Linked DNA regions of Homo sapiens: regions 1, 2, 3, 4, 5 and 7 are each linked to region 6. The links are chromatin loops, found by intact Hi-C in ENCODE. Cell type or tissue: PC-3. All regions are shown on one strand. Region 1 has its middle 70 kb from the start of LINC01807. Region 2 overlaps DNER (delta/notch like EGF repeat containing). Region 3 has its middle 71 kb from the start of PID1. Region 4 overlaps DNER (delta/notch like EGF repeat containing). Region 5 overlaps PID1 (phosphotyrosine interaction domain containing 1). Region 6 overlaps DNER (delta/notch like EGF repeat containing). Region 7 holds the start of DNER (delta/notch like EGF repeat containing).

What was found. A loop is a pair of places that touch in the nucleus more often than their neighbours do. Peaks named below come from ENCODE experiments on the same cell type or tissue, not always from the same donor. Only the 100,000 strongest peaks of a DNase experiment are listed, where the experiment ranks them.
Region 1: it touches region 6 in a loop (3-fold over the local background); 26 of 110 quality-filtered maps call a loop at or near these places.
Region 2: it touches region 6 in a loop (15-fold over the local background); 81 of 110 quality-filtered maps call a loop at or near these places.
Region 3: a loop joins it to region 6, with 20 times the contacts of the local background. A loop is called at or near these places in 37 of 110 quality-filtered maps.
Region 4: it touches region 6 in a loop (4-fold over the local background); 74 of 110 quality-filtered maps call a loop at or near these places.
Region 5: a loop joins it to region 6, with 12 times the contacts of the local background. A loop is called at or near these places in 46 of 110 quality-filtered maps.
Region 7: it touches region 6 in a loop (7-fold over the local background); 16 of 110 quality-filtered maps call a loop at or near these places.

Annotation. Positions count from the first base shown.
Region 1 is chr2:228,679,238-228,683,237 of GRCh38, forward strand. No RefSeq gene overlaps it. Among named protein-coding and RNA genes, the nearest start is that of LINC01807, 70 kb to the left of the region's middle. In PC-3, CTCF peaks have their summits at 2,338 (motif pointing right) and 2,537; a DNase peak (open chromatin) is centred at 2,374.
Region 2 is chr2:229,429,756-229,433,755 of GRCh38, forward strand. All of the region lies in intron 8 of DNER (delta/notch like EGF repeat containing), which reads right to left. Among named protein-coding and RNA genes, the nearest start is that of PID1, 160 kb to the left of the region's middle. In PC-3, a CTCF peak has its summit at 1,781 (motif pointing right); a DNase peak (open chromatin) is centred at 1,786.
Region 3 is chr2:229,340,168-229,344,167 of GRCh38, forward strand. No RefSeq gene overlaps it. Among named protein-coding and RNA genes, the nearest start is that of PID1, 71 kb to the left of the region's middle. In PC-3, a CTCF peak has its summit at 2,422 (motif pointing right); no DNase peak of the experiment used is centred here; H3K27ac peaks cover 1,810 bases.
Region 4 is chr2:229,443,673-229,447,672 of GRCh38, forward strand. DNER (delta/notch like EGF repeat containing) reads right to left here. Exons shown (of 13, transcript NM_139072.4): 8 at 3,644-3,868. Among named protein-coding and RNA genes, the nearest start is that of PID1, 170 kb to the left of the region's middle. In PC-3, a CTCF peak has its summit at 1,552; a DNase peak (open chromatin) is centred at 1,459; H3K27ac peaks cover 1,543 bases.
Region 5 is chr2:229,130,991-229,134,990 of GRCh38, forward strand. All of the region lies in intron 2 of PID1 (phosphotyrosine interaction domain containing 1), which reads right to left. Among named protein-coding and RNA genes, the nearest start is that of PID1, 140 kb to the right of the region's middle. In PC-3, CTCF peaks have their summits at 2,370 (motif pointing right) and 2,572; a DNase peak (open chromatin) is centred at 2,381.
Region 6 is chr2:229,585,025-229,589,024 of GRCh38, forward strand. It overlaps DNER (delta/notch like EGF repeat containing), which reads right to left. Exons shown (of 13, transcript NM_139072.4): 3 at 3,370-3,464; 4 at 834-1,000. Among named protein-coding and RNA genes, the nearest start is that of DNER, 130 kb to the right of the region's middle. In PC-3, a CTCF peak has its summit at 2,255 (motif pointing left); DNase peaks (open chromatin) are centred at 1,207, 1,947 and 2,247; H3K4me3 peaks cover 817 bases; H3K27ac peaks cover 1,850 bases.
Region 7 is chr2:229,714,410-229,718,409 of GRCh38, forward strand. It overlaps DNER (delta/notch like EGF repeat containing), which reads right to left and starts at 146. Exons shown (of 13, transcript NM_139072.4): 1 at 1-146. The coding sequence starts at 14. RefSeq lists silencers at 1-86, 157-216 and enhancers at 54-828, 829-1,602. In PC-3, CTCF peaks have their summits at 1,683 (motif pointing left) and 1,883; a DNase peak (open chromatin) is centred at 1,702; H3K4me3 peaks cover 871 bases.

The sequences.
Region 1 (4,000 bases), 910 kb before region 6:
ATGATAGCAAACTGAGAAGAAAGAGGAATTGGACAAAAGGAAGGCAACAACTTGAGGACACTAAAGTGGCATAACTAATTATAAACATTTAGACGTTTCCCAGACGGTCATCAACTGCAGGAAATTTAAACAATGAGGTAAAGAACAAGGTAGAAAGTTTCTTTCAAAATAAAGATGAAGAAGAAGAAAAGACATGAAAACCAACAAGAAAAAAATAGCTCTTTATCAGGCAACAAAGATCTGGTATACAGATAACTAATATTTCTGAAGAAAGAACAAGAAAATAAAAATAAAACTCATTAGTTCTATTATTATTATTTTTCAAATCCACCATACCCCATTATTTTGGGCTACAAGATATGTTAAAGACTGAATGGAGTACATGTAATTCACTGTGGTTGTGATTTTGATCCCTTTTTGACTATACTTCTAACTGCTTCGACTTTATAGATTTCACTGCTAATATTTGGCATAGTATATTTGATATACAAAGAGCACCTATAAATCAATTAAAAAAAAGAAAAATCAGCCGGGTGTGGTGGCTCATGCTGGTAATCCCAACACTTTGGGAGGCTGAGGCAGGTGGATCTCCTGAGGCCAGGAGTTTGAGACCAGCCTGGCCAACATGGTGAAACCCTGTCTCTATTAAAAATACAAAAAAATTTGCTGGGCGTGGTGGCAGGTGCCTGTAATCCCAGCTACTCAGGAGGCTGAGGCAGGAGAATAGCTTGAACCTGGGAGGCAAAGGTTGCAGTGAGCCGAGATTGTGCCATTGCACTCCAGTCTGGGCAACAAGAGCCAAACTCCATCTCAAAAAATTTAAATAAATAAAAATTTTTAAAAAATCAAGAAAACCCTAATAGAAAAAGTGACAAGGAAAGTAAATTTATTCTATAAATATGAAGAAATGAAAACACACAGTAAGTAGATTAAAAAAATATACCTCGCTATCCATCAAAAGTAAGCCCATGAAAATGGTAATGACAATTTTTATCAATTAAGTCAGTAAGCTTTAAAAATTATAATATCCTGTTGAATTAAAGATGTGGGAAAATAGATACTTTATATATATTATGTGGAAGTATAATCAATACAATCTTCCTAGAAAGCAATTTGGCAATATATTTAAAGAGCTGCAAAATATTCATATTATTTGACCTTCCAATTAAATAATATTAAAAACCGGAAAAAGAAATTTACTCGCTATTGTTTAGAATAAATATACTTTATATGTCATAAGGCCATCTCTCATATATTAACATATATATGTGTGTATACATATAGATATTAAAAGATGGGAAGGGGAATACTCAAATTTCTGAATGGCTGACTTTTCTTCTTATATTACAGGTAATTCATTTTATTTTTTGGATTTCTCAATAGCTACCAGGTCTCCCCAAATAAACATTCATTACTTTTATTATATATGAAAATAAATGAGCAAAAATGGAATAATAAAAAATAATTCCCAAGTAATAGTCCTTATGGATGCAAGTTCATGAAAGATAAACAAGGACCTGAAATATTTCTATAATATAAATTATACAGTCGATCCAATAGGAATCAACCTTTGGATCCTGTTGATAGAATAAAAACCTTCCATCACCAAATTTTTTAAAAAATTACAAGTGATTCATAGAAGACATTAGATCATGAGTAAGTCCTCAAAAGTTCCAAGTTTTCCCATTTTTACACTGCATACTTTTTACCACAATGTGATTGAAATAGAAATGCTTATTATAGTGAATATATAAACAAAGAAAACCATAGGAGTTACAGATTTTTAAAAACTGTAAATATCTACTTGTCTGACTTTTATGTGTGTGGCTTACATAAAGATTCAAAGGCTATCACCAAGCTGAGCTCAGAGATAAGTTATTACCATTATTATTATTATTAGACTTTATTCTTTTTAAAAATGTAAACTAAATATCCATCTCTGAAAATTTGAAAATAATCTAAAATTCTACCAAAATTGAGATATATGTTTAAATTTATGAATTCCTAAATATAAAAGGAGCAGTGTTGACAAGTAGCCTCAATAGCTAGTTTTGAAGAAAATATAATAACAAACCTTGGTTAAATTTAATTGCAGTGAAAGAGAAAATATCATTAATGAAATTAGACATAAGATAGATAATATAACCAGAGGTAGACTTTTAAAATAAAACAGTAATTCTCTGCTCAATCCAAACAGACCTGCCTCCTAAATGAGTCACTTGAGGTTTGGGGACATCTTAAAATGAGAAATTAACTGAATTATAGCAAAGATAACGTTTAGCATTTTTAGTTTCATGATTCAAGTTGCCTAATGCTAGGAAGGATTGGATATGTTGTACCTGATTTAAACACTAGAGGGAAGAAAAACAAAGAAAACCAGGAGGCATGCCAGATCCAACCCAAGGAATAGCGACTGCATGAAGAAGGGAAGGAAGTCCAGCTTCAGAGACAGACCTCACGAAGCAGCCACAAACACGGCCCTGGGAGATTCCAGGTAACAGCAAAAATAGTGCTTATGCCTTCTTGAGCAGTGTCTATTACCCATCTCACCACCGGTTAGTTCTAGGCAAAGGCAGGTATAAGGAGCTCACTATGAAGATGAATCTGTGCATTAATGGTTTTGCACATTTTTGGGGGGAGAGCAGATTAATCTGTCACCCCTCGGTGCTGATGGGACAAAAGCTGGTTTTACTCCTTGCTCTCGTCTCCTTCTAGCCCCCTTCTGTAAGAGTCGCTTCCTAACAAGTAATGCTTGCTTTTGTTTTTGTTTTTAAAACCTGCTCAGACCTTAGTTTAGGGTATTTTGGGCCATACAATGGGATAGGTGTTATTAAAGGGAAGAGAGGTAGTTTGGGAGTCATATGTCTTTAGAAGTTGAAGAGGGTAGTGGTTACTCTGAAGTAGTGCAAGGTCGTGGGGCTGAGAGTTTCCCCAGAAACAGAAACTTAGGTCTTGGGCTGGCTCTGCCCCCTGAGGTGACAGGACCAGGAAAGAGAAAGTGTGTGAGGGTGAGGGCTGGAGACCAGGGAGGTGGTCTTGGAAGCCCTGTTACTAGAAGGGCCTGCTTGAGTGCTTTTCTCAGAGGGGACCATTCTGTGGGTGTCCTGACACCAGATTAGAATAGTGATGTCTGGATAGCATGTGTGAGAGAAGGGGTTCTCCACCCATCTTCCTAGACCTCGTGAGCCCACAAGTTCTTATCTTTAGAAAATAGGGGGAAATGCTCTGACATTGCATTTTGGCTAATTTTGGTGCCCGGATTTCAAAGCTAGCTTCAATACTATTTACATTCCAATAGATGATCAAGGTTAAGAAAGGAAATAATCTAAAGAAAATTTAGCTTTATCATTAATGGTATAACTTAAACTGTGAATTATAAATACAACTTAAAATTAATATAGTCTTCAAAAGATCTGTGGAAACTTGTTTTGTTTTCCTTGATTTATTTGTTTAATTAAACACTGGGGCACTAATGAATGATGAAAATATGACCAAAAGTCTAAAGTCAAGAAAGATTTAAACTAAACAATGCAGAAAGGCTAGAGAAATATTTGACAATAGTATTTCATTTCACAAATTTAAAACTTTAATCTTATTTGATAACATGTTTTCAGGCCGGGCAAGGTGCCTCACATCTGCAATCCCAGCACTTTCAGAGGCTGAGGTGGGTGGATCACTTGATGTCAGGAGTTCAAGATCAGCCTGGCCAACACAGTGAAGCCCCAGCTCTACTAAAAATACAAAAAAAATTAGCCGTGCATGGTGGTGGGTGCCTGCAGTCCCAGCTACTCAGGAGGCTGAGGCAGGAGAATTGCTTGAACCCAGGAGGTGAAGGTTGCAGTGAGCCAAGATTGAGCCACTGCACTCCAGCCTGGGCAACCGACAAAGACTCCACTTCAAAAAAAAAAAATTCTTATGTCCACATAGATCCTTAATATTACCTTGGGAAGAAGTTAGGAGAGGGCCTATTATGCCCATTTTTCAGACAAGATAAAGTGAG
Region 2 (4,000 bases), 160 kb before region 6:
CACCCAGGAACTTGAAGATCTAAATTTTTCCAATACGAAACAGCCTGTTTATGTTTGGCTTTTTAAAACCTACCCTTTTTCCTTTTCATAGCCCCATCCCCTGAGATTAACCTCGGGGCTGGATCTGGTTTCCTGCTTGGCAGTAAAACTTCGATTCACTGCTCAATATTTGATTCCAAACTCTGCATTTTCTCTTTAACAACAGGCTGTTCTCCTCTCATTTCCTTAGCACACAGGTTGAGGAATATAGAAGATGCTTGATCAAACTGGGTAAATTGAATTTGCTAGAAAAATAGAATCAGAGGGCCAAATAACCTTTGCATACATAAATACAGAAGAGTTCTTTTCTTTACCAGTGCCTGTTTTGCACAAACATGCATTAAAAGGCTTGGAAAAACATCTTCCAAAATTGACAATTGTTTTGTTAAGGGATTCTTTTATTAATTTAAATATGTATATTCATGTTTTCTAATTTTCCATTAACAGAGATATGTTATTGTGTGATATAAGCGGGTAATATCATCCATGCTGTGATGGTTAATACTGATTAACTGATGGTTAATACTGAGTGTCAACTTGATTGGATTGAAGGATACAAAGTATTGATTCTAGCTGTGTCTGTGAGTCTGTTGCCAAAGGAGATTAACATTTGAGTCAGTGGGCTGGGAAAGGCAGATCCACCCTTAATCTGAGTGGGCACCAGCTAATCAGCTGCTAGCATGACTAGAATATAAGCAGGCAGAAAAATGTGAAAAGAGAGACTGTGACCTAGCCTCCCAGCCTACATCTTTCTCCCGTGCTGGATGCTTCCTGCCCTCGAACATCAGACTACAAGTTCTTCAGTTTTGGAACTCGGACTGGCTCTCTTTGCTCCTCAGCCTGCAGATGGCCTATTATGTGACCTTGTGATCGTGTGACTTAATACTTAGTAAATATATATATATATATATATTCCATTAATTCTGTCCCTGTAGAGAACCCTGACTAATACACATGTTTTATGGGTATTTTATTTGTAGTAACACAACTCTAAATTATGTCACCGATTACAAGGGAAATGATGACCATTCTTTATGTCTAACCCTTGATTGGCAGTAAGGAAAACAGATAATATTAGAAAAACCCTAACTTTTTAAAATATTTTTTTAGTGGAGAGATAAGAACATTTCCTATAGTCTATAAAGGGAAAAGACTAGACTTATTAGAGGAGATTTTCTGAGATGCAGGGAACAGACATTATAATAAACGCACTGCTAGTAAAGAAATTGTTTTTTAAAAGAAGAATTATACTTTTTAATATGCAGAAAAGAAAATCTTTGAAGATGTTAAAAATTCTGTAACTTCTGTAGATGTACTGAGTGTAAATCATAATTAATTTATATTTGGAAAGGAAACAGTTCTTAAATATACAGTAAAAACCAAACGACCACTATCTGGAGTTATCTCCTTAAAAATGAGCATTCTCCCTCAAAAACATTTAAGAAAATCTGGGACTATATGGAAGACGACAGCTCACTTGTGACTGTGCTTATGAAGGACACTGGAAGCCAGGAGAAATTGGCAGTGAACCTGCTTTAACGGAAACAGTGTCTAAAGGCCTTTGACTTTAAACTTGTCCATCATCTGGGGAATCTTTCTAGCCATGTTGATCTAAACATTTCTGAAAGCTTTCTCTTGGAATTGGCTTCAGGACTAGGTTACAAACTAGTCACACTGAGAAAAATCAATCTCTTCACAATGTTTTAGCTATGTCTTATGACTTTTTTTTTTAATGTTGCTTTTGGCCACTAGAGGGTGGATTCTACTTATTATCTAGGCAAGTGAAAAAGGAAAAAAAAAAAGTTACTCAGGAGTTTAACAAAAGAGGAGGACTAAAAAGATAAGTGTGGGGAGGGGGGAGGGATAGCATTAGGAGATATACCTAATGCTAAATGACGAGTTAATGGGTGCAGCACATCAGCATGGCACATGTATACATATGTAACTAACCTGCACATTGTGCACATGTACCCTAAAACTTAAAGTATAATAATAATTAAAAAAAAAGAAAAAAAAGATGTCTTTTACAAAAGGAAATAGATGGCACAGAGGGATGCAAATGAATCTGCCAGGTTATATTTAAAGAAGAAATCCCATTCCCTTTAATAATAAAACATAACATTCAAATATTTCTCTACAGCTTGCAAATTCACCAATATGTCCTCTATAAACATATGGTGTCTACAGTTTAAATTATCCATTGTAAAGTGGCCTATTTTTCTTACTTTTTATTTAAAATATTTTTAATGCAAATGTTTGTAATACCATGATTAAAGCACCAAGATTAAATACTAAGTATAATGACAAAATAATATTTTATAATTTGAGTTAAAGATTATTGTGCTATGTGTGTTTACATATAAACAGTAAGAAAAGCATTTTAATAAAATAATCCCATACCCTCAATTGATTATCTAGCATGTTTATAAACACATAAAAATGGCTGGTTTATAATTGAGGTGAGGAAGATGATAAGAAAGTTTAGAAAAGCAAAGGTAGACATACACCCTCACATTCCAGAAGTTTTTCATTATGGGATGCACAAAGATGGGTGCTGGGGCCAGCAAAGGCAACAAATGGGTGGGAGGGGGGAAAATCAAAGACTAAGACTCTATTATGGCACTTTGAAGAGAAAATAAAACCTAGATAATTACTTTTACACAAGTATGCATACTAACAAAGAGAAATTTTAAACGGTATAAAAGTATAGAAGAGTTTTAAAATGTTTATTTCCTTTTAATTTATTTCACAATCAATTGGTTAAATTTGGTTTAGTTGACCTCTTAGTTACTAATAGACATTCATTTGAGGTATCCGCACTCATCACACTTGGGTCTCAGTGCAGTCCCCAGACCAGCAGCATCAACACCACCTGGGAACTAGTTAGAAATGCGTGTTCTCAGGTCACACTCAAGACCCGCTGATTCAGGGACTCTAAGGGTAGGGCCCAGAACTCCATGACTTAAACCCTCTAACATGGTTCTGATGAGCACTCAAGTTTGAGAGCCACTAAGCTATAGAATAGAAAAGTATACAACGTCTCCCACAATCTCTGACTCTCACAAATGCGGGGAAATGGTAGGGGTTGTCCAAGGAAAATGCTACATATAGTGTGGTTATGGGATTTTTTGTGTTTTGTTGTTGTTGTTGTTGTTGTTGTTTTGAGATGGAGTTTCACTCTGTCGCCCAGGCTGGAGTGCAAAGGCGCAATCTAGGGTCACTGCAACTTCCGTCTCCTGAGTTCAAACAATTCTCCTGCCTTAGCCTCCTGAGTAGCTGGGATTACAGGTGCCTGCCACCGTACCTGACTAATTTTTGTAATTTTAGGAGAGACAGGGTTTCACCATGTTGGTCAGGCTGGTCTCGAACTCCTGACTATGTGATCCGTCCGCCTTGGCCTCCCAAAGTGCTGGGATTACAGGCGTGAGCCACCGTGCCCAGCCGGTTTTGTATTTTAACAGCCATGGCATCTCCTAAGCGCGTTTAACTAATCCAACCGCAAAACATATGGTCAGAACATGTACCAGCTATGGGCATATAAATAAACCAACAGTGAAACATATAGTCAAATGATCTACCAGCCATCGGCACATGGACTAAAGGAAGCTACCCTCCTCTCGAGGTTTACATAAGGGAAAAAAGTAACACAAAGGAATCCCAAAGTGACAACAAATGACGTATTGGAAAAGAAAGGCCAGAATGAGGGAAAGTAATAAGGATATAGCTGTGGCACAATGTGTTCTAGTTCCTCACTGTATGACTAGGAGTCACACATGCCTAAGCGGAATGAGGATAAACAAGTTCATATTCAAATTCGTGAGGGCAATTTTTCCCACATCTCTGATCTAGCTTCCTTAACCCACAGGAATAATATTTTTGCAGAAAGGAATGTCAGAAAATGGAAGATATTAGAAGTATTTAATACAGCACCAAGATTAAGATTTTGAGTAACATACAGACC
Region 3 (4,000 bases), 240 kb before region 6:
AGCAGAGAGGAGGCTGGCTTCCTCCTGCCTGGTGTCCCAGACTCCCAGCCCAGGGAGCCAGCCAGCGGCCTTGCCACCCCCATTCTCCATGAGTGTCAGAGATTCCAGCCTCCCACCAGACACACACACAACCAATTAGCCCTTGCTTTCCCACTCCCTGAGTTCCAGATGGCCTTTGCCAAGACGGCCCTGTGGTCTTGCTCCAAACATGATCGATTACAGCCCAGAAAAACTCTTGAAGGCATTGGTTGCTTCTGAAGTTAAGACTATGAAATTACTTTTCTTCACTGAAGTCCCCTCTGAACTTTGGAAGCCACAAAATCCTTCCTGGAGCAAAAAGCCCATTTCATGGGGCTGCCTGAGCTCCCAGTGCAGCTCTCAGAGGCCACCATGACTCATGTGGCAGCAGTACACCCACAAGACCTCTGTGGCGAGGACACCATATGGTCACCAGGAGCAGCAGGAACAGCACCAGGCCAGCCTGGAGGGCCAGTGGGACAGGGGCCCAGCTCCCATGGATACAAATTCACCCCTGCTCCACTCGCTACATAACTGATTCACTCACCAAACATTTCTTGAGCTCCTGTTACGTTCTGATGCATTCTGGACCCTATGCTAGGCAATTGAAGATGAAACTCTACCTTCAAAAATCTCAGTTCACAAACCTCAAAGAAGGTATTTAGGAAGGCAGGAAGGCCTGCTGGAGAGGATGGTGCCTGCAGCAAGACAAAAAGACATGTCTGACATCTGGGGAGACAGAAAGCGTGGAAAGACCACAATGTCAGGAGTACCAAAAATAACTGCATCCCAAGAGTCTTCGTACACTCACCTGGCGAGGCACATCCAGTGAGCTGGCCAGAGGAAAGCCTCAGTGAAACTGGCCCAGGTTATGTAGAGAGAGGATCATTAGAGTTTTCCTGATAAAAGTGAAAAGTTAGAAATCTCTTGAATGTCCAGGCCAGGCACGGTGGCTCACACCTGTAATCCCAGCACTTTGGGAAGCTGAGGCAGGCAGATCACTTGAGGTCAGGAGTTCAAGACCAGCCTGGCCAACATGGTGAAACCTCATCTCTACTAAAAATACACACACACACAAAATTAGCCGGGTGTGGTGGTGGGTGCCTGTAGTCCCAGCTACTCAGGAGGCTGAGGCAGGAAAATGGCATGAACCCGGGAGGTGGAGCTTGCAGTGAGCCGAGATGGTGCCACTGCACTCCAGCTTGGGTGACACGGTGAGACTCCGTCTCAAAAAAAAAAAAAAAAAAAAATTAGCCAGGTGTGGTGGCGGGTACCTGTAATCCCAGCTATTCAGAAGGCTGAGACAGGAGAATTGCTTGAATCTGGAAGGCGGAGGTTGCAGTGAGCCGGGATCATGCCATTGCCCACCAGCCTGGGTGACAGAGTGAGACTCTGTCTCAAAAAAAAAAAAAAAAAAAAAGAAAGGAAAGGAAAGCAAGCAAGCAAGCAAGAAAGAAAGAAAGAAGAAATCCCTTGAATGTCCAATCGTGAATGTTAAACACATGATGAAAAGGTTAGAGAGAAACTATCTGATAGCTTGCTATGTGGCATTCATTCACTTATTTATTCATTCAACAAATGTTCATTGAGAACCTACTTTGTGCCTATCTGAAATCCAAGCCCTAGGAACACAGATATGAATAAAAGAAGAACTCTCCCTTATCACAGCTTATAGTTTAGTGGGAGATGTGTGTGTGCATGTGTGTGTGTGTCGCAACTTTAGATAAGCCAGTCAGAGTAGACTTTTATTGATCAATAGCCCCTAAAGACCTCTATTGGAAACAGTTGCACAAACAACCAGAATGCCACTGGAAGGACACAAGGGATAAGTATGGGATTGGAGCCCTTACCAAGGTCTTCAAAGGAATTTCAAGATCTGTGCATGGTGATAAATGGTCTGTATGTCTTGACTTTGGAGAAGGAGGCCTTTTGTAAAAATAGGAGCATAGTTTAATAATATAAACCTGAAGGCAGAAGGGCAAATCCCTGAAGAATATGATGATTTATACAAGTTAGAGCTTGCTGCCCAAGAAGAGCAAAATGATGCCCCAGGGGTCACCTCTGTGCTGGGCAGTTCTCTGAGGATGCAGTTGGGAGCTGGGAAATCCATCTGAGTGAGCACAGCACATGTCCATCCTCATCACTGCATCCCTGCTATTTAGGAAGGAGAAGACTTTCTTGTGGAAGCAAGAGCCAAAAAGTTGCTTCTCTCTGTGCAGCAAAGGCAAGATGAGAGAGCAATGGCTCCCAGCCCTTTTTAGTTAATGAATAGCTTAGAAACGAACCCATGTCCAGTGCAAAGCTCAAGAGAAGCCAAGGGAAGCAGAATCTGGAGGCAAACCTGACTGGCAGATCCCACACCAAATCCTCAGGTCCTCCTCGGTCAGCCAGCTCCCAGCCACTGGAGGGCGCCCCGAAAGTCTGAAAGAGGCAAACCCAGGTAAGCAGCCTTGTTTCCCCTGATTTCCCAGAGGAATCTGAAATTAGTTATTTCAGTCTGAGAGCATTTTGCACAGAAAGATCTATTCTTAATACAAATAAATGTACAATTAATAGATAAGTTCTGGCATCCTCTAGGAGCTAGATTTGGGTTATTTTCAGTCACAACTAGATTTAAATGTGCAACTGTGCTGTAAAACTTCTCTATTTTGTTTTGCAAAACTGCTCTATTTTGAGCCTAGACTTGCGCACTTGTGAGCTCACTGCAAGAGGGAGAGAACTCTTGGAAATGCAGCAAGGGCCCAAGTCCCTGCGAGTACACAGCCCCAATTGTTGGATTCTTGGATTCAGATTCTTAAATTGTTGTGCCAATGGTTTGACAGCAGGCAAATTGATGGATAGGCTTTATGGACAATAGTCAGGGTGGGAACAGAATTAATCAGCAATTATTTGTTTTATTACCTTCTCCCTCAAGATCAGAGCCTTCCTACTCTGAGCTGGCCTGAATGTCCTGTTCATGGATCCAGCTCAGCCCTGGGCACATGGCAAGTGGTGTCTGGCTCTTTTGCCTTCTACACCGTCTTCCCACTTCCTACCATCAGATACCCAAAGCCTCCAATGAACTCCCTCCTCAACTTCAGTTCCTTAAAGACAATCCACCTGAATCAATCTATTCACCCTGAACTGTTAGGACATGGCTCAAAACTTAGCCCAAAGCAAGCACAGAACAGTTGTTGGTTGAATCAGAGTCTCCAGTAAGCAAAGTCTTGGAACCTGTCACTTTCACAGCATGGCAGTGATTCCCACAATCGGGCAAGCTTGGGAAATTCTGATATGATACAGACACATTCATTCGGAATAATGGAAATAAAGGAATTGGGTAAGGGAGTGTGTTGGGACTGGAAAGAGTTCACTGATGCTTCTTAATCACTCAGATGTGATTGGGTGGGGAGAAGGATAGGAAACAGTGTGGAAGTCAATCACTCAACAAATCATGGATGCCTCTGGTGAGTGGGGCAAGAATGAAGGTGGAGTTTCCACCCAGAAAGGCCATACAATCTAGTAGAGCAAGCATCTAAACAAAACAGAAGGGGCTGGAAGAAAAGCTAGTTATGCCTTGGGAGCAATGCTTCTGGGGATGAGTCTGCCTTGGAAGAAAACAGCTGGAAATTGGTCCTGTCATTGTGAAATGGTGATTGCCTTCAAGGGAAATACCTGAGGAATGGCATGGCCATACCCATCCTGATGGAGGCGATCCAACCAGTCGCAGCCTTTCAAGAAAGTTTCACTCTGCTGAACCCTGAAAATAAGGCCTTGAAAAGCAAACGACCCACTTGTACATCAACCATCAGCTTAACCCCCTAGTGCCTCAGGTTTACCCACTAAATGTAGAGTTAATTCTACATTTAAAGCTGTTTGGATCACAGTTCACATTCAACTACGTAATTATTTATCATCACTAGCCTCTGAGACTATTTGAGAATTAAAGTAAATCCATTTATAGCACACCGTAAGACTCCTATAAAAGACAAAATGCATGAGT
Region 4 (4,000 bases), 140 kb before region 6:
TCAATCTGCTGCCATTTTATGAAATGAGATCCGTTTGCTCTCTGTAAAGAAGATCAGCCTTGCTGCTCCATAGCTAGATGCCCAATTTCACCTATTCTCGTGAGATTCTTCCATTATGCAAACTGGTGTTGAAGCAATTACATGCTCCAAAAGATGAAGACGAGAAATTTCACATTCACAGACTTGTCATGTTCACCTCTTAAAATGTAAGTTCTTGCCTGGTGTTAAGATGCCTTTTTTATTTTACACAGTCACCTAACAATCTGAAGAAACATCCCCTCTGAAGGCAGTTTCAGCTCCCAGGTTCAACAAGAGGGCCCTGTCACGATTACAAGGCTCTGCTTTGAGACTGCTGAACAAATGAAGGGATCATGTTCATTCCACGAACAGAATGCACACGTCTTCAGGCTTTTCAAGGCTATTAAGGGGCTACTGCTGGACCACAGACAATTATCAAGTCAAACGCTCCAAGTGGGCATGAATGTTTTAGCAGAGAATAGACGGAAGGAAAGTGGAAATTAAACAGGAGTGATTTCACCCCCACATAGCTCGAGAATCCTGCTGGAATCTCCACGGACAGAAAGAAAGAAGAGCTTTCACTAGTCCATGCCAGGAAATGGGCTGCCTGCCTCTCATTTCATGCTCTGACATATAACTCTCCTCTCTTTTCTGATAGAGGGGAAAACTGAGTCCCAGAGATGCCTGTAAATTTCCTATGGTTTTAGTCAATAAGCGAGGATGTTAGAGAGGTCCTTTCTACCACTCTCGGCTGCCTCTCCCAATGTGGAAAGAGAAACATCAGGCAGTATATTTTCTATTTGGTTGCCTCACACGTGTTGAAAAACTCTATTTGGTATTATTAAAAAACACTATTTATCTCTAACTCCCTTCAATTTTAAGTTTTAGAAATCAACTAACTATAAGAAAAAGTTTGGGTCAGGCATGGTGGCTCAGGCCTGTAATCCCAGCACTGTGGGAGGCCGAGGCAGGCAGATAACCTGAGGTCAGGAGTTCAAGACCGGCCTGGACAACATGGTGCAACCCTGTCTCTAGTAAACATACAAAAATTAGCAGGGTGTGGTGGTGGGAGCCTGTAATCCCAACTACTTGGGAGACTGAGGCAGGAGAATCGCTTGAACCCGGGAGGCAGAGGTTGAAGCCTGGGCAACAAGAGCAAAACTCCATCTCAAAAAAATTTTAAAAAAGAAAAAGTTTGATATAATTAAGAAAAGAAGTCAGAGGAGAAAGGGAGGAGAAAATAAAGTTGTTTTCTGGTCTTACAATATTTAATTCTTCTTTGTGGGGCTTCACAGAGAGAACGGAACTCTCAGGAGACAGGTAATAAAGTATTAAGGAAGTTTTTGTTCAGAATGCTGCTGAGGGGTATTTTCACATGTGTTACGACATCCAGAGCAGAGCTGGGAACAGCGTGCTCGTGAGTCAGTACGTGAGTAAGCCTCTGTTCTTCCAGCACAATTGCAGCTTGTTTAGTTTGCAAACACAAGTTGTCTCAGTGATCCACATTCCCAATAGGTAAGGGCCAGCGCCACACTGCCTCCTCCCACAGGACACGCAGCTCACAGCATGTGAGCCCGAATCCACATGGAAGAAAACTGGACCCTCTGAGGGGCAGCTATTCCTGTCTCCACCCTGGCTCTGAAGGAGAGCATGGAGGTCAACCAAGAAAAATATCCTCATGTCAAACACAGTGGAGAAACTGTTTCACTTCAAGGTTTATGAGATCCAAAAATGTTACTGCGATAGTTCATTTCGGGTGTCAACTTGGCTAGGCCATGGTTCTTAGATACTCGCTCAAACACTAATCTAGATGTTGGTATGAAGGTGTGTTTTAGATGAGATTAACGTTTAAATCAGCAGACTTTGAATGAAGCAGATGACTCTCCAGAATGTGCGTGGGCTGCATCCAAACAGCTGAGGACCTTAAGGACAAAGACTGAGGTTTCCCAAAGAAGAAATAATTCAGCTCAAGACACAACACAGAAACCTCGCCTGAGTTTCCAGCCTGCCAGCTTCCCTACGGATTTTGGACTTGTGAGTCCACACAATTGCATGAGCCAGTTACTTAAAATAAATCTCTCTCTCTCTCCTCGCTCTCTGTCTCCTGTTTCTCCGGAGAATCCTAACTACTAACATTGTTACAAAGCAGATTAAACAGCCCTATTCCCTCTGAATGTCAGAGCAGAGAGGAAAGAGGCACTTGGCAAAATATCAGTTGCTTAGAAAATCGGGGAATTAAGAGTCTATGTGAAAAAAGGCTTTTCAACACCATTCAAGTGCCAAATTGCATTTCTCAGTAACTTGTTGAGTTATTCGTTGAGTATGAGACATGCCCTTTGGAAGTTCCAGGCCAGGCACTGGAGCAGCAAAACCAGGGACACCGGCATTCGAATCTGGGCTCAGCCCCCATTCTGGGTGTGTAGCCACAGGCACATGACTGAACCTCTAGAGGCATTTCAAACCTTGGTGTAAATGTGACACTAAAAAGACCAGAGATGTGAAGCACCCGGCTCAGAATCTAGAAAGATCAGTGCTCACTAAATAGTGGCTTAGGGTGATTGCTGCTGATACAAAAGCTATTAATAAAACACAGTTCCTCCCAGCCCTAAGGAGGAGAGAGACACATACAAGGATAATTAATGTTCTGTTTCCAAGACCACAAAAGTGATATTGTAGGTGACTGTCGGAACCCAGAGGAAGGGAAACTGAGTCAGCCCCAGAAGTAGAAGTTTGTACAGTGAGGTGGGGTAACGGGGAGCACGCATTCCAGCTAGAGGCCATTGCACCAGCAAAGCCAGGGTCAAGCCAAACCAGATACTGGCCAGCCATACTGACTGGCCAGGGAGATGTGTGGGGATTCATTGTGCTGGGAAGCTTTCTAAAGAGCCAGCTCGTGTAAGGATGGAGACATACACAGAATAGAAACGAGAGGAAAGGGCTGCCCCGTGCATTCCTTTCTGACTACACTAGTGGGTTGTGCACACACAAAATTTTGACTAGTAATCACTCACTTCTAGGTATCAAAACCTCCATAATTAAAAATCTGTAATGCAAATGCAGAAGGCATTTGGAAATTAAATGGTAAAAGTTTTAAATTCTTACATAGGGAGCCAGTGATATAACATAATGTGCATAGAGTAACAATTTTAATAGATGACACAATTCTGAATGTATTGCACCGTGCTTTTCATGCACGTTAAGATGAAAGAAGATATTCTGTTAACTTAAGCACACAATAGTAAAAGATACACAACACAGTGAAAGTTCTGCAGTGACTTACAGTAAATTGATAAAAATGCTTAGCCTGTGATGAGATTAAGCCTGTTTTCAATTTTCTTTATTTTGCTTGTTTTTTCTACAATGAATGTGAGTTGATCATGAAATGATGAAAGAGTATTTTTTTAACCCTGCCAAGAGTAAATCTAAAAAAGAAAGTGTGTCATAAATGAGTGGAATTCACTTTTATTCACAAGTATATCAGTAAGTATACTTACTTACAAGCATACCAGTAAGTATACCACTTTTATTTACAAGTATACCAAGATGCAAAAGAAAAAGTAATGGTCTTTTGAGATTGGTTTGAGATTGAGAAAAGGAAGATGTACTGTGTAGGGGCGGTACCCACCTGGATCACAGAGGCATTTGTAGCTGGTGCCCACGCTGCGGCACGTGCCATGAGCACAGGGGCTGAGGGCACAGAAGTCAATAAGCTGGGCACAGGTCGGCCCTGTGAAGCCCGGGCTGCAGTTGCAGGTAAAGTGTACCCCGTCCACATAGCAGGTGCCGTTGTTCTGGCACGGAGACGAGGCGCAGGGGTCCACCTTTTCTTCACAAGCAGATCCGAAGTATCCTGTGAAAAAACACATGAGAGCTTAAAAAAACTAAAACACATTTGCACATAATAACTAATCAACTGAGTCTGCTCCACTGTATATGCATAACAATTAATTCATTCACAGCTTCCAGATATGTCACAACCCAA
Region 5 (4,000 bases), 450 kb before region 6:
TCCACTTTTTATAAAGATACCCACCATATCGGATCAAGGTCGCTCCCTACTCCAATATGACCTCATCTTAACTTAATTATATCTTCAGTTACTCTATTTCCAAATATGCTCACATTCTGAGGTACTGAGGGTTAAGACTTCAATTCTGAGGGGTCACGATACAGCCTATAACATCGGAGCATAAACACTTTAAATAAATACTACATTTTTCTTTTCTTTTCTTTTCTTTTCTCTTTTCTTTTCTTCTCTTTTTTTTTTGAGACAGAGTCTCACTCTGTCTCCCAGGCTGGAGTGCAGTGTTGCGATCTCAGCTCACTGCAGCCTCCACCTCCCGGGTTCAAGCTATTCTCCTGCCTCAGCCTCCCAAGTAGCTGGGACTACAGGCATGTGCCACCACACCTGGCTAATTTTTGTATTTTTAGTAGAGATGGGGTTTTACCACATTGGCCAGGCAGGTGTCAAACTTCTGACCTCAGGTGATCCACCCATCTCAGCCTCCCGAAGTGCTGGGATTACAAGTGTGAGCCACCATGGCCAGCCACATTTTTCTATGAGAACAAAGTCATGTGAAAAGAGTAAAGAATCTCCACATGTGAAAATCACCATTTTGGCTAAAGTTTAGAAGTATTAATAATTAATTTCATAGCTTAGGCAAAATGTCCATTGTTCCAAAAGTCATCATCAAATATTCACACTAGATACGAATTTCAGTAATTAATCCTATTTGTAAATTAAAAACCAAGATTTCAGCTTGAATAAATGATGAAGATCAGCCAAGCAACGTTCACTTCTTAAAAGCGTTTGTTTTGTGAAAAATGCAACAAGACTCCGTCTCGGTGGAAAGATGTGCTAAATATTCATTTATCTCAATATCAGTCATTGTTAAACAACAGTGACATGAGGGTGGGCAGAAGATTAGTTATGATCTAGTACTATCATCCTTCTGTCTGGGAGCAAACCCTCTCTAGAGCAGGATTAAGCTATCTTAGAAAAGAGCAATGTAGACAGTAACAATCTTTATAGTTCTCGCATCTGGTTTCTTGAATATTCACTTCTTTGTTTCCAGGGACTCCAGATGATGGCACGTGGTAGAACCATCTCCTTTTAAAGGTATATAGACTGCTCACTTCTGGGAGATGGAAGGCTTAAAATTGGCTATAAGAAAGGAAGGATACACTTATTATCTCAGGGGATAAAGAATTAATAGACAAAGCCTTGTTCTATCTCCTTGGGGTCATGGCTCCAATGAGCTTCTGAGGACCACAACCATCTATGTTCCATGTGTGACATCAGGAAGAAGGGGTCCCCTTCAAGCTCTGGCTCCTTTGTACTTACAGGATGGGCTATCACGATCCCAGAGAAAACAGTCGACATTATAAAACTGCCTTTCGAACCACATGATTCAGCATAAGAACATGAGAGATCCAGCTTTCGGTGTCACTATCACTGCCGGCTTTTCTGGCCTTGAAACTGGCCAGAAGTCCTTCTGCTTATTACCGGCTTGGATTGCTAGAACTTCAAAACAAAGTTTCAAGTGCTAGAAATTCTTAGTTTCTCTCTCATACATACTATTTTGAATTTTATATGAATTAGCTTTTAGATTCAGGTTACAAATTAATCCAGGCTCATTATGTAATTAAATGTTTGATTAGGAGCATTAATTAACATATTACACAGAGGCATATAATTTTATGAGACAAACTCTTTAATTCCAATGAAGAGATTCACCATGGTAACAAATTATCTGACCCACCCAATTCAATATGTAATTCCAAATGATTTTTCAAATTAACTAAAAATGCTGTCATTATTAAATAGGTATATTACAATGTATGCACTGCACTGTAGAGATTTTTTTTAAATACTTAGGCGAAAGATGAGAGAATTCTAAATATGCTTTCATAAATACACAAAGTAAAGATCAAGGCTGAAATTTTGAAAAAGGATAAAAATGTTGACAATTTTGTTGTAGCCAATGCTTTGTGCTTTAATTTTTTTTTAACCTGGCGACATTAGGAAATGGTGCATTTCATGCATTTTTAATCTTTCTGTGTTATCTTGGTAAGATGGCTCCTGGCACTCTACCTGGAGACGGATTTATTTTGATTGCTAGACACAATCTGTATTAATCAATCCAAGGCCAAGTACAATTTAGTTTGCTACTTCAGGAGCTGGATGGTATGCAATTGTTCACAGCTGTTTCTAATTACACCTTGATCCGATAATAACTAAATATTGTTTAAAGTTCTGGCAGTGACTACTTAAGGAGATGTGCAAGATCAATAAAGGAAAGTAACACTTCCAGGCATAAGCCTGCATAAATTAGAACCTGTAGAAAACACAAACACAATTCAGTAGGTGGCACTATTCCCTCAGCCAGAACTCTCTTCATTCCCTGTGACTTGAGTAGTCCTCCTACGGCAATCACCTTTACCAATTTCTTCCACGGAATTCTGTGACCTAAATTAGTATCAACAGACTAACCTCAAATTTATTGCCTGGCTTCTTCCCTTTGAGATACACAACCCAGATGAAAACTATGTGAATTGCAGATGTAAGAGTACAGAAGTTTGATTTCATCTCAAATCCTTCGATAATTAGGTCAGCATATTGTTACAGGTTACCTGAAAGTAAATTAATTCTTCATGCCCAATATCGACAACTCAACTGATTTGACCTCTTCCATTGATATGAGCCAATGAGATAACTTAAAATATTTAAACCAGCCAATGAGCAGGTTTTTCAATCTCAGAATTATTGACATTTGAGCTGGACAATTCTTTTTTTTTTCTTTTTTTAATTATTATTATACTTTAAGTTTTAGGGTACATGTGCACAACGTGCAGGTTTGTTACATATGTATACATGTGCCATGTTGGTGTGTTGCACCCACTAACTCATCATTTAGCATTAGGTATATCTCCTAATGCTATCCCTCCCACCTCCCTGAGTTGGATAATTCTTAACTAGGGAGAGAAGGATACATTGTAAAAATTTTAAAATGCTGAGCAGCAGCCCTGGCCTCTGTCCACTAGAAGCTAGTATCACTTCCCTAGTGTGACAACCAAAAGTACCTCCAGACATTGCCAGATGTCCCCTGCGTGGGGACAAAATCATCCCATTTGAGAACCATCAGTCACCTAATGATCTTCCTTTATACTAAAGGCCGATCTCTGGCTTCATTGCCAAAGACTGAACTATTCCACTAGCATTCTTTCAATAACAATGTTTACTACCTGTGTTTTTTTTTTTTTTTTTTTTTGAGACAGAGTCTTGCACTGTCACCCAGGCTGGAGTGCAGTGGTGTGGTGTGATTTTGGCTCACTGCAACTTCTGCCTCCCAGGCTCAAGCAATTCTCCTGCCTCGGCCTCCCAAGTAGCTGGGGCTACAGGCGCCTGTCACCACTCCTGGCTTTTTTTTTTTTGTATTTTTAGTAGAGACAGGGTTTCACTATGCGGGCCAGGCTGGTCTCGAACTCCTGACCTCATGATCCGCCCACCTTGGCCTCCCAAAGTGCTGGGATTACAGGCATGAGCCACCACACCTGGCCACTGTTGTTATCTGATTCCAAAAGTTAAAGCGTGAACATTGTTGAAAAATGTTGAAGCTAAAAAAAGTACAAAGAAAAATAAAAGCCACCAGGAATGGTCCCATACTATGATAATAACTGTTCTAACTTCAAGGGTATCACCTTATTTTTTTTTGGCATAAAGATGAATGCAGAGTACATGTAATACTATTTGATTTATTAAAATCTTAGAGTCATGTGGCAGTATTAAGCATGATTTAATGACTATATAGTATTCTTTCCAAGAGATATGCCATACTTATTTTAGCTGATCTCTTATGTCAATATATTGAACTTTTCACCTGATCACAGGTTAATGTATATTACTTTTACTATGTCCGTGGGATAAATCCCCACAAATAGAAATTTTATGTACTAACCTATTTTAGTTCTGCCCTCACACAAAGGGAACATAAGAGAGAATGAAGAAA
Region 6 (4,000 bases):
GGGTGGTTATGGAGGAGAGGGGCCCCAAAGAGAGCTATAATCCCACCAGTTACTTCTGAGTTGGGGACCCTGCAGTGGCAAATCACTGTGAGGTGCTGTGTTTGAACGCCCTAAGTCAGGCCAAAATCAACTGGGAACAAAGGTTATCCTGAGAGACCAACATCCAACACCTCAAGTTTTCCACAATTTCTGGAAAAAGAAGCAGATGAAAGATTCCAAAGGAAAACTGATGGCCAGAGCATTCAGTACCAAAGATCACACACCTGTGATGCCTTCGCCAGGGCTGGAACACAGTCGCTGGATTCCAGAGCCCATGCCTTTCCACTTTGAGCCACACTAGAAATATTATGTTAGGGCCAGGCTCAGTGGCTCATGCCTATAATCCCAACACTTCGGGAGGCTGAGGCAGGCAGATCACCTGAGGTCAGGATTTCAAGACCAACCTGGCCAGGGTGGTGAAACCCCATCTTTACTAAAAATGCAAAATGAGCCGAGCATGATGGTGGGTGCCTGTAGCCCCAGTTGCTCAGGAGGCTAAGGCAGGAGAATCGCTTGAACTCAGGAGGCAGAGGTTGCAGTGAGCCAAGATCGCGCCAGTGCACTCCAGCCTGGGTGACTGAGCGAGACTCCATCATCAAAAAAAAAAAAAAGAAAAAAAGAAATATTATGTTAGAATCCAGTTTTTATTCTAAAACCTTACCAAAGTGAAAGAAATAGCATTGATGGATAGAATTCAGATTATCTGAGCAAAATTCCCTACCTACTGTCTCAACACCAAACCAAAGTTGGGTTGAATCAGATGCAGTGTTGAGTAGAAGATTTTGGTAACTCACCAATAAAGTGATTATTCCCCAAGGCGAGCATCTCCTCCAGGAGGACCAGTCCCCCTGAAGCCTGAAGGGGGGTCACACTTCGTCCATCTATGAGGGAGCACTGTTGGAATCCTGTGGCCGTGACCTTCCAGAGCAAAATCAGTGAGGCAGTGGCATCTTGCCGAATCCTGGAAACAGGAATGATGTAAACAGAAAGCTCCTTTCAGAAAAATTCATCTTAGAACCAGTTCTTCAAATTAAAAATAAATACAAAGATGGTATGTGCATCTACCAAGGTACCAGGAGATCGATGGCATAAACAGATACGCGGGCGTCCACTGTAAAGGCGTACACTCCCACTTGTTCACAGTGTACCACAAAATGAGTCACTGGTAACTCACCTTTGAGTAACCACTTTGATGAACAGTAAAAGAGTACACTGAGTTCTCTTTCAGACAAATCCTTCCATAGCCACACAATATAAAAAGAGTTTTGCTTAAATTTGTCATAAACGTGGACTGCAACCCAACACAGCCACCTGAGTTATGCTGCCAAAATAAGCAAAAGTGTGTCACCTTTCCCCAACACCCCCCACCCACCCACCCACACACACACACAATCACATACAATCCACCTCCCAATGCTTCAGGCCTCCCCTGGCTCATTTTTGGTAAAAAAAAAAAAAAAAAAAAAAAAAAAAAAAAAAAAAAAAAACACACAAAACCACCCCACAGAGAATAGGATGTCACAGAAAGCCCATCAACCCCAACCCCAACCCCAGCTGCCCTCCTGCGCTTTTCTCCTCACAGCCCAATGCTTCAGCTACTACGAGCTACCCCAACCCAGTTCTTTCTCACCTCCCAAGCTTTGTCTCCTTCTCCACCTTGGAAATGTGTTCCTAGCCCACATATTACCTCTTCCCAGAGACTCCTGACCACTTCCCAACATCCCAACAGCTGCCCATTCTCCCCAGTGCTCCTGGAGAAGATCACAGTAGACTCCGCACAGATCCGCTCCCCCAGCACAGGGCTCCTGGCGTGCAGCAGGGGCTCAGTAAAGCTTTGATCAGTGACTAAATTCATGAGGAAATGAAAGCGTAAGGAGCTAGTAACCCCCACAAGTGAATTCAGTGCCCTCAGGTCATTCGGCACTCCCATCTCACTTCGTCTGAGTCAGACTCTGCTAATTCGGTCCCGTTCTGCAGCTTAAGGGAGTCTCAGAGAATGGCAGGTTTGTTGAGAGGAAAAAAACAAAAGCATTTAACGAGATAGAAGACCAGAAAATTTGGAAAGGTTTATCAAGGTAAGATAATATGATCTAGACAAGAAAGGGCCGAGAGATGTTTTAAGAGTAAAGGAAACTAGAGATCCTGCTCCTAAAACTAGCCCAGGACGGCAGGGGTTTCAGCTGTAGTCTGAGCAGTGAAAGAAACGCTTAGGACCGGGGTCCCCCTGCTGGTAGAGCTCGAAGCTGCCTCAGGCTTCACCTCTCCCGCCTCTCCGGATGGGAGCGTTCCTCCTGAGCCCAGGAATTCCCAAGCAGCCCTTCCAGGCTCTTCCCCTGCCAGAGTGAGTTCAAGGCTGTGGTGACCCAGGGTGCAAGAGCAATGTAACAAAGTCCCTCTTCCAAACATGTTCAGGGACTCCACTGTTTAGAAAGCCAGGTAGACAAAAATGGCGATGGATACATGGAAGAGACCTACAGTGCCCGCAGGCCCCTTAAAAGGGAGCCAGTGCAACAGATTGGTTAACCAGGCCACGTGTTCCCAGTCTTCTAAAAATCCCCAAAGACTGGACAGCAAATGCCCCTTAGGTTGCATGGAAAGTGTGGGGAGGGTGGTAGTCAATGGCAACTGAAAAGGATGGGCAGTGGGGGGTTGTCAGCCGGCCTGGGGCACCCTAATACTGGCCCATACCCCACCCCCAGCTTTGTGCTCCTGGGCACCTGCTGACTTGAGCCTCATATAAAGCACCACACATATCAGGTCTCAACCAGCACTGCTTCCCTATGCCTCTCCCTCTTCCCCACCGGTGACAATGGACCCTGTCATTTAAAATAGCTTGAATTTTAAACAAAACACTCTCTTTGTACGCTTGCTTTTAAAGAGAAAACTGTAAAAATAAATAAATAAATAAAAATTATAAAAAATAAAGAGAAAATTGTAATATGTAGAATTTAAATTTGGGGCAAAGTATGCATCTGAATGTAACTGATGGTCCAATAAAATCTTAAGAGGCCAATAATTTGGGAAGCAAAGCATTTGGGAGACAAGGAATCTGGCTGAGATCTTATCTAAGGCCTCACGGTTTGTCACCTCACACCAGACTCATCCAGTCCAATTTCTCAATTCCACTTGTCCAGCCTGAAAACCCTCACTGTAATTGCCTCTGAAATCGCTTCCTCTAGTTTTCAAATGGCAGGGGCCACATCTACCCGTGGAATCTGTTCACGATTCTCACTTGACAGGCCACTTACACACCAGGTCCGCGGATGGACACAACCCCACTTATAGGTCATAGCATCACTCTTAACAGTTTGTAACTCAGAATTTTCTTACTTGACTGAGGTGTTCTGTGGCACTTCAAAGGATACCAGGCGGCCACCCGCAGAGCTGTTAGAACTGGCATTCCCACAGGCAATATCTGGGATCACCTGGGAAGGGAAAAAAAAAACGACATATGATTGGGGTTGTTTATAGTATAACATAATGTGATAAAGCAAAATTCCATGCTGAATTTCCTTCATCCCTTTTGATGATGCGGGGGTAGGGCTAGAGAGGAGATGAAGAAGTGAAGCCTTACAAACTCAAAAGAAAATGAAATCTTTGTCATTTGATGTTCTGAAATGCAACAGCTTCCCTGAGAGCAATCTACAAATTCCTGGGATTGTTAAAACTGATCAATAGGATATTGCAGGACAGGAAGCAGATGTCACTCCCTGCTCATTTTCCATTCATTTAACAAGCAGTCATTGACCCCTGCACTATGCTTAACCTGATGCTAACCAGGAGGCCAACTTTAAGGACTAACTTACAAACAGCAGGTAAAAGCCTAATGACTAGGCAAGCCAGCCTTCGACTTGCAAAGTGCATGCAGTATCAGGTCTGATGACTCTTCTGTGTGCTGATGGGTCCAGGAGCACATGCTAAGGCTGGGGAGCTTGAACGCTGCCTTTCTTTTTCCTTGTAG
Region 7 (4,000 bases), 130 kb after region 6:
CGGCGGGGCTGCATGGCCGGCCGGGAGGGCGCGGGAGCCGGAGCCAGGACGCAGTGACGGCGGCGGCGGTGGCAGTGGCGACGAGAGCTGCGAGAGCGACGGTGGCGGCTAGGGCTGCTCCGCCGGGCCGGGCGCCTCCTGCAGCTGCGGGATCCGCGGTTCCCCGGGCAACGGCGGGCGGGGCCTGCGGGGCGGGGCGGGGCGGGGCGAGCGGGGGGCGGGGCGCCTGGCGGCCCCGGCTCTGGAGCATCGGGGAGTGGGGCCTCTTTCCCCGCAGGGAGTTGGGATGGGGGTTGCAGGAAGACGATGCGGGACCCCATCCCCCAGGAGTGGGTCGAAGTCACGGGTGTGTCCAGAAGCAGCCCTGGTACAGGGAGCCAGGCGACGCTGGGGCAGGAAAGGGGCTGGAGAGGTCCACGAGTGAGGGAAGCGGGGCTTTGAGGGGCTTCCAGAGCCGGGAGCACCGAGTGCGCCCCAAGGCCCGGGCAGGGCAGGGCGCGGGAGGCGGCAGGGCGCCTCAAGGGAGGGGCGGCGCGCTCGCAGCAGCCACCTTTGGCCTCTTGGCGCAGAATCTGCGAGACCGCCGCGGGGCCCGGCCTTGCCTCATCCCCCGGGACTGCTCCCCTTCCCACAGCGCTTCTCCCGGCACCCCAAGCCCTCCCGCCCGGCCACGGAACCCTGCGCCCGACGCTTGCTCAGCAGCCGGGTTCGCCTGGAAGTGACCTCGCCTCCGCCAGGCGGACCCGGGGCCCTTGTCCTTGGTGCTGACCCAGCTGTCTCATTCTCGCCGGCCCTTTCCAGAGCGCGGGGCCTTGCCGCACCACTAAGGAACGTCTGGCCGCGCCGTGTGAGGCCGGGAAGAGGCCTTGGTGTAAGGCTGTCCACCCCTGTCGTTGAACCTAGGGGGAAACTGAGGCCCAGAAAGTCTGGATTCGAATCCAGTGGGTCAATTGACTCCCAGCCCAGAACGCCCGAAAGAACAGTTCAAAAGCCCAGGTTGGCAGAGGCGCTGCTAGCGGCAGGAATCGCAACAGGGGACTCTGCATAAAAGGAGCATTCGCTGTGACCTACTTCGGAGGGGATGGGGGGGGCGGGCTCTTCTACACGTCCTGGCTGGGCTGGCTGGTGCTGCGACCGCCAAGGAGGCTGCACTCCGCTGAATAAAGCGCATCCAGCCTTGTCTCCTCCACCTGACCTTTCACAATCTCTATTACCTGTGGGTTCCCAGGTACCTGTTACCTTCTTTTTAAGGTGGCCAAATGAAAAAAGAAAATGTGATTCCCCTGGATTGACAGTCTGGGCCAATTTTTTTTTTAGTAAACACAAAAATAGCTTGTTTTGTTTTTTAAAAAAATTAAAGTAAGGACTCCATGTGAACTTCTGCTGTAGGTGTCACAGACGCCAGGGATTGCTAAAAGTCCTCCAGTGGAAACAGAAGGCAAACTGCACGGCTTCTCCCTGTCCTGTTCAAACGCAGAAGCAAATGTCACACTTTTCTGCTTCAGGAGATACCTAAAATTCATGTGGCCATTGCAGGAAATCACTGAACCCCAGACAGATCTGCAAGCGGAGAATTCAGACCTCCAAGTGGATAGAGTTATTACATTTTTCCTCACACCTGCTGTCTTTCAATCTAAGACCTCTTCCTCTTGAAAATTCTTAATTTTGTGCCACGCCAGCACCCTCTGCTGGTACTAGTGTCGTCATTCAGGTGGTTTCTGTGCCCCTGGAGTTGCGTTCTTTCCTGAAACTAACTTCTCTTACCTTAAATCCTGGACTAGTGGATAGTGCTCTTCATTGCCTTCCATCAAGACACACACACAAATGAAGCAAGATGAAGTGTAAAAAGGTTGTGAGTTAATTAAAATCACATTTCAGTTTATTGTACTTTTGCCTGAGCAACCCCTTTGTTTGTGTATTTCATATTATTTTGAAATATAGGATAATTAAAAGTGGTTTTATTTTCTGGATGCTGGTTACTGCATGTTTCAGATAATTTTCCTTGCTAAAAGTATTCTCTTAGTCTTTAATCTTTAAAATGCATATTATGGCAGAGACAATACAAGATCCTTTCATTTTTTCCAGGCTAAAAAGGAAAACTATAATCTTCCAGCACCTTAGCTTATAGGCAGAGCAACATGATTAATGCTGGGGAAAAAGCATATTGATTTGCATGTCCTGGTCCCAAAACATCCATGTACTAAGTGCCATGAAAGTGTTAACTATTATTACTGTTACCACGCTCAGAGAAATGGGTCTTTTCTGTAGATTCCGAAAGCTGATCTGGTACTTTACTGACAGCTTTTCAACCATCTGCAAGATCCCCCAAATACTCAACTAAAAAGTCCAACCAATGTATTACCCTGTCACATTAGCAAAAGTGATTAAAATAATATTGCCTCTATGTTTAAATGAAAGCTAAAAATCCAGGCTTTTATTTTATATTATTCCCAACTTACAGAATATCAAATCTTCATCCTGACCCACCTCATTTCCTTTTTTGATAGAGTCCTTATATTGACAAGTCAAAGGCCAAATATACCAATAATGTATCTTGATTTTAGCAAAAAAAAAAAAAGTGATAACATTTCTCATGATCACCTTATGGAGAAAATTCAGCTAAGTGGACTCAAAACTGTTTAACAACATACCAATCGGGGGGTCACTATCAAGCTACAAGAAGTTTTTAGGGAAATAACCATGGAGTTGAAATTTTTGGCAGCTGATAAAATTCATACCAGAATCAACATGTAAATTTATCTTAATCAGTAAAAATGCTGAGCTAAAATAAATGAAATGGAATATGAGGTGAATGATAGTACATTCGATCTTACTGCTACTTCTTCGTAAGACTTTCTCTTCCTGCCCTCCTTAAAGTTAGATGTGGTCATATTATTGGCCATGGCCATAAAATGTGCAGGGAATAGTATGCCCCACTTCCAGATGGAAACTTTTAAAATCCTGCCCATGTCCCACTGTGTTCTCCTCTCCTTAGCGTGACAACTGGCAAGATTCCAAGAGGTGCAATGGGGGCTCCTCCAGCTTGTGTCTCTGAGAGAGGACAATGTGAAGCAATGGGAACCTGCAATGGGCATATGACATAAGAAATAAACCACTATAGTTTTAAACCACTGAGTCTCAACGATGTAAGATAACTCGAGGCCACACACTAGTAAATGGCAGAGCAGGACTGATTGTTCCCAATGAGCCAGGCAGCACGACTAGTGATCTCACATGTACTATTTCTGCCAGGTAGAAGGCTGGATCCCATTAGAAATTCTAAGGCTTCTGGATTTGGTGGAAAGGAAGAATTTCAAAACAATTTACAGGACTCATTTCTCTTCACAGATCTAGTTTAGAGTTACACCTCAATTGCATTATACCCATAGGTTATTATAAAAATGTTACAAACTAATGCAAATATAATTGTCTTTATTTTTTGCATTTTGTCACAAATGGAGAAAATCAACTTTCCAGGCCAGCAGGTTCACAGGTAGCCAATTGGGAACCACTGGCCTCAATGAGAACACCACTCCTGATGAGGTTTTCATACTCTGTCCACCACGGCATCCTGTGAGAATGCTAGCCTGGGTGCACCGTGTCATCATTCACAGACTTAGAAACTTATATTTAGAAGAAATTGCAAAGGTTACCAAGCTTGATCTCCCAGGATTTGAACTAAGACCCAAACTAAATTATTTATCATAAGATGATAAATCCCCTCCAACTTACCTGGGATTTAGCACCCACCTTCTTTCCAAAGGAATCTAAGTTTTCTGCAGCCATCAGCAGATGGTCTCTCTATTTCCCTCTGCACCTTCATTTGCCTGTAGACAGTGACGTCATTCCTGCTACCCCTTCCCACATCCAGTTAACCTTTAAGGATACAAGAAAACATCCCTCCTCCCTGCAGAGGGTGGGACTGGATGCTGGATTGAAGCTGGAGTCAGCTTGAAAGAAAAAGTTGGCCACGTATAGAGAGAAGGGACACATTGCCTAG